Regions from separate parts of the Homo sapiens genome. Here region 1 is linked to region 2. The links are chromatin contacts, found by POLR2A ChIA-PET in ENCODE. All regions are on one chromosome and are shown on one strand. The core of a region is the stretch at or near the end of the contact, and the rest is flanking DNA. Distances in the headings are between cores, read along the strand shown. Region 1 has its middle 60 kb from the start of TRPM4. Region 2 has its middle 6.6 kb from the start of NUCB1-AS1.

The links. ChIA-PET counts read pairs that join two places held with the same protein, here RNA polymerase II (POLR2A).
Region 1: POLR2A ChIA-PET joins it to region 2 with 16 read pairs in BJ. The contact joins two enhancer-like sites. POLR2A ChIA-PET finds 5 or more read pairs at or near these places in 3 of 52 experiments (BJ, HepG2 and Panc1).

What each region holds. Positions count from the first base shown.
Region 1 is chr19:49,216,190-49,218,889 of GRCh38, forward strand. No RefSeq gene overlaps it. Among named protein-coding and RNA genes, the nearest start is that of TRPM4, 60 kb to the left of the region's middle. Within about 2 kb of position 1,327, at least 5 of the 41 ENCODE cell types and tissues checked have a DNase peak (open chromatin) inside an H3K27ac peak, as active enhancers do.
Region 2 is chr19:48,924,138-48,926,837 of GRCh38, forward strand. No RefSeq gene overlaps it. Among named protein-coding and RNA genes, the nearest start is that of NUCB1-AS1, 6.6 kb to the left of the region's middle. Within about 2 kb of position 1,319, at least 3 of the 41 ENCODE cell types and tissues checked have a DNase peak (open chromatin) inside an H3K27ac peak, as active enhancers do.

The sequences.
Region 1 (2,700 bases), core at 77-2,576, 290 kb after region 2:
CATCCGGCTGATGCTGAGCTTAAGCTCAGTCTTGTGACTCAGCAGCTCACATGATACTCAGAAAAGAATGTGGCAAATCGAGATGCTGTATGACCTCCAGAAAGTGCCAATAGGAGCATTTTCCGGCATAAACTCGTAGGGTTTTGGCACAAAGCCATGCCATCTTCTGCACACAACTCATCTCTGTGAAGAAACAATTCCTTGTCTCGGTTAGAGATAGATACCTGGCCATGGAGCACCGAGCAATGATAAAACCTGAGCTGACCATCAGGAACTCGGTGTAATCCGACCCACAAATCCAGAAGATTGAGCACAGGCAATGGCAGTGCATCAGGTGGAAATAAGAAATAAAGTGTTGGCCGGGCGCCATGGCTCACTCCTGTAATCCCAGCACTTTGGGAGGCCGAGACAGGTGGATCACCTGAGGTCAGGAGTTCGAGACCAGCCTGGCCAACATGGAGAAACCCCCATGTCTACTAAAAATACAAAATTAGACAGGCATGGTGGCGCATGCCTGTAATCTCAGCTACTCCGGAGGCTGAGGCAGGAGAATTGCTTGAACCTGGGAGGCAGAGGTTGCGGTGAGCTGAGATTGCACCATTGCACTCCAGCCTGGGCAACAAGAGCGAAACTCCATCTCAAAAAAAAAAAAAAAAAAAAAAGAACTAAGGTGTTGGCATAAGCAATGACACAAGCAAATTGCTTGAGTGGACAGCACAGACCGTTCTGCCATCTATACCCACTGTTTTGTCTTCTCTCCATTTATACCCATGGCTTCATGGACAGCTCCTCATGACTTTTTTTCTTTTCTTTCTTTCTTTTTTTTTGAGATGGAGTCTTGCTCTGTTGCTCAGGCTGGAGTGCAGTGGTGCGATCCTGGCTCACCACCTCTGCCTCCCAGGTTCAAGTGATTCTCCTGCCTCAGCCTCCCGAGTAGCTGGGACTACAGGTGTGCACCATCACGCCCAGTTAATTTTTGTACTTTTAGTAGAGACGGGGTTTCCCCATGTTGACCAGGCTGGTCTCAAACTCCAGACCTCAGGTGATCTGTCCTCCTCGGCTTCCCAAAATGCTGGGATTACAGGTGTGAGCCACCGCACCAGGCAGCTCCTCGTGATTAATTGAACTGGGGAGGACACAACTTTGGGCTGGTTTTTAGATGGCTCAGCATGATATACTAGGATTCTCAGAGTCAGCCACATTGCAGCCCTCAGAGGAACCAGCACTAGCCTGGCAGTCTCCCTTCCCAGAAATCTGAGCCCCAGCTCAGCAATGCCCACTTCTGAGCTGGGCAGCAACCCTGAGCAACCAATCTCAAGAGCCCTGAGGTTCATCTGATCCTCTCTTTGGTAACATAGCAGGATTGGCTCAGCAAGCCTGCGCTGACGCCACAGATACAGAAGAACAGGCTGATACCAGCTGCTGAGCCCCAGAGGCTGCCCTTTTCTAGCCAGAACATTTTTTCTGACCAGGAAGCTGTCATCGCCACATAGCTGTTTCTCCTCTTCCCCGATTCTATAAATACAAAAACACAGTCCTTCTTTACTGGGATGCTGCTGGCCACGGTGCAGGCAGACCGTTCATGTTTAGCCGGAGTCACGGGCTGGAGGGATGCTCCCTCCTCTACCTGTGCGTCTTCCCTCAGTGAATCTATTCCTGTCTCTATCACACAGGCCTAGTGGTGTGTGTGACAGTTGGTGACCACAGAGGAAAATTCTCCATCTGTCCTGCTGCCGTGTTCTTTTTGTTTGTTTGTTTTTAGACGAAGTCTTGTTCTGTTGCCCAGGCTGGAGTGCAGTGGCGCGATCTTGGCTCACTGCAACCTCCACCTCCCCAGTTCAAGGGATTCTCCTGCCTCAGCCTCCTGAGTAGCTGGGATTACAAGTGCCCGCCACCATGCCCGGCTAATTTTTGTACATATATATGTGTGTGTGTGTGTGTGTGTGTGTATAGGTATATACATATATATATGTATATATACACATATATTCGTATATATGTGTATATACACATATATTCGTATATATGTGTATATACATATATATTTGTATATGTGTATATACATACATACATATGTATATACACACATATGTATGTATGTATGTATGTATATATATATATATGTATTTTTTTTTTCTGAGACTGAGTCTTGGTCTATCACCCAGGCTGGGGTGCAGTGGCACAATCTTGGCTCACTGCAACCTCTGCCTCCCCAGTTCAAGCCATTCTCCAGCCTCAGTCTCCCGAGTAGCTGGGACTACAGGCGCCTGCCATCACGCCTGGCTAATTTTTGTATTTTTAGTAGACACAGGGTTTCACCATGTTGGCCAGGCTGGTCTCGAACTCCTGGCCTCAAGTGATCCGCCTGCCTCAGCCTCCGAAAGTGGTGGGATTACAGATGTGAGCCTGTGAGCCACCACACCCAGCCTGGTGCTGTGTTTGCAAGCAACATGGAGTTTGGCCCACTATGGAGGTGGAAGACATTCCCTCCTAATGGTGGTGGCAGGTCACATGTAAGGCCAGTGAGTAAACTGGATGTCCATGAAGCCAGGGTGGGCAGCAGAGCTGTGGTCAGCTAGTGCAGTGTACTCTGGAGAGGCTGCTGACGGGGTGGGGATGGCTGTGGTGTCCCCTCACCCGGGACCTGGTGAGGCCCCCTAAGATGCTGTCTGTTCCAGGTCTCAGGTGCAGGGAAAGACA
Region 2 (2,700 bases), core at 69-2,568:
GGCTCCACCTGTAGTCCCAGCACTTTAGAAGGCAGAGGCGGATAGATCACGAGGTCAGGAGATGGAGACCATCCCGGCTAACACGGTGAAACCCTTTCTCTACTAAAAATACTAAAAAAATTAGCTGGGCGTGGTGGCAGGCACCTGTAGTCCCAGCTACTCAGGAGGCTGAGGCAGGAGAATTGCTTGAACCCAGGAGGCAGAGGTTGCAGTGAGCCGAGATCATGCCACTGCACTCCAGCCTGGGTGACAGAGCGAGACTCTGTCTGAAAAAAAGAAGGCTGAGGCAAGAGGATCACTTGAGCTTAGGAGTTTGAGACCAGCCTGGGCAACATAGCGAGACCCCGTCTCAGAAAAAGAAAAAAAATTAGCTGGGCATGGTAGTGTGTGCCTGTAGTCTCAGCTGCTTAGGAGGCTGGTGTGGGAGGATCCCTTGAGCCCTGGAGTTTGAGGCTGCAGTGAGCCATGATCTATCACTCCACTGCACTCCAGGCTGGGTGACAGAATGAGGCCCTGTCTCTAATAGAAAAAAGAATAAATAAAAATGAATTATGATAAAAACCAAGATGTCCCAAGGCAGGATGACTTCAGGGAACCAGGTTCTCGCATCCCCTAGCTGTGCCAAGGATAGGTTTGGGGGCTGGACCCCCCCTCATGGTCCCAAGGTAGCTGCAGCTGCTCCAGATGTCACCAACAGCCAGTGAAGGAAGAGGCCGCATTCTGTTCTGGGCATTGTTAAGTGGGAGAAAATCTGTCCCCAGAGTTCCCTCTCCTTTCAGCCCTCTCCTCATGTTCCCTTATATCCCACTGGCTGTGAGGCACAGGTCAGTGACAGCTGCAGACAGATCCACCAAGCTGGCATCCACCAGTGGTGATTTCATCCTCACCTGGGATGGGGATGCTTTCCTTGGACCAAGTTGGGGTCTGGTAAAAAGCAAGCGGGGAATATTTGTTTTTGTTTTGTTTTGTTTTTGGAGACAGAGTCTTGCTCTGTCTCCCAGGCTGGAGTACGATGACGCGATCTCGGTTTACTGCAACCTCTGCCTCCTGGGTTCAAGCGATTCTCCTGCCTCAGTCTCCTGAGTAGCTGGGATTACAGGTGCCCAGCACACACCCGGCTAATTTTTCTGTATTTTTAGTAGAGATGGGGCTTTCACCATGTTGGTCAGGCTGGTCTTGAGAACTCCTGACCTCAGGTGATCCCCCCGCCTCGGCCTCCCACAGTGTTGGGATTACAGGCCTGAGCCACCACGCCCGGCCAGGAGTATTTGTTTAAATGAAATTCTGGCCAGGCACAGTGGTTCATGCCTATAAGCTCAGCACTTTGGAGGCCAGGGATGGGCAGGGTGGGGGGTTTCAGGAGAGGATGACAGGAGGATGACTCAAGCTCAGAGCTCAAGACCAGCCTGAGCAACATAGCAAGACCTCATCTCTAAAAAAAAAAAAAAAAAAAAAAAAAAAATTAGCCGGGTGTTGTGGCATGCACCTGTGGTCCCAGCTACTCAGGAGGCTTAAGGACAGAAGAATCGCTTGGCCACAGAAGGTTAAGGCTACAGTGAGCCATGACCACGCCACTGCACTCCAGCCTGGGAGACAGGGCAAGACCCTTTCTCGAGAAAAATAAATAGGCCGGGCACAGTGGCTGATGCCTATAATCCCAACGCTTCAGGAGGCCAAGGAGGAAGGATCCTTTGAGCCCAGGAGTTTGAGGCCAACCTGGGCAATATAGGGAGACCCCATCTCTATGTAAAAAAATAAATAAATAGGGCCAGGCGCAGTCACTCACAACTATAATCCCAGCACTTTGGGAGGCTGATGTGGGCGGATCACTTGAGGGCAGGAATTCAAGCCCAGCCTGGGCAACGTGAAACCCCGTCTCTACAAAAAAATACCAAAATTAGCCGGGCGTGGTGGTGTACACCTGTAATCCCAGCTACTCAGGGAGGCTGAGGCACAAGAATCACTTGAACCTGGGAGGCAGAGGTTGCAGTGAGCCAAGATCACACTACTGTACTCCAGCCTGGGTGACAGAGCAAGACTCCATCTCAAGAAAAAAAAAAAAATTAGCTGGGTGTGGTGGCACATGCCTGTAGTCCCAGCTACTTGGGAGGCTGAGGTGAAAGGATCGCTTGGGCCTGGGAAGCGGTGATTGCAACGCTGCACATCAGCCTGGGTGACCAAGCGGGACTCTGTCTCAGAACAAAACAAAACAAAAATACATATTCCCAGATCCTGGAATGTCCTGGGAAGCTATATGTGTGTCATGCCCTCCCAGCTGCACCTGAACAATGAGCATAGCAAACATCAGCTGCAGCCTCTCTTTGCCTCTCTCAGAAAATGAGGGGAGTTGAGCTTCAGTGACCCAATCTGGAAAACGGGCCTAAATGGTGTTCTTTGAAAGGTTCATATAGGCAAAGCGGTCCCCAAATGCCGAAGGAGCCAAGAAACCAAAGAATGAGGCCGACCCATCTAGTTTGTCAATACAGGGTGGTTTATTAGGGGGAAACTTAGAGTGTGGTCTTCGCCAGGCATGGTGGCTTATGCCTGGAATCCCAGCACTTTGGGAGGCCGAGGCAGGTGGCTCACTTGGGGTCAGGAGTTCGAGACCAGCCTGACTGACATGGTGAAACTTGTCTCCACTAAAAATACAAAAATTAGCCAGGTGTGGTGGTGGGCGCCTGTAATCCCAGCTACTGGAGA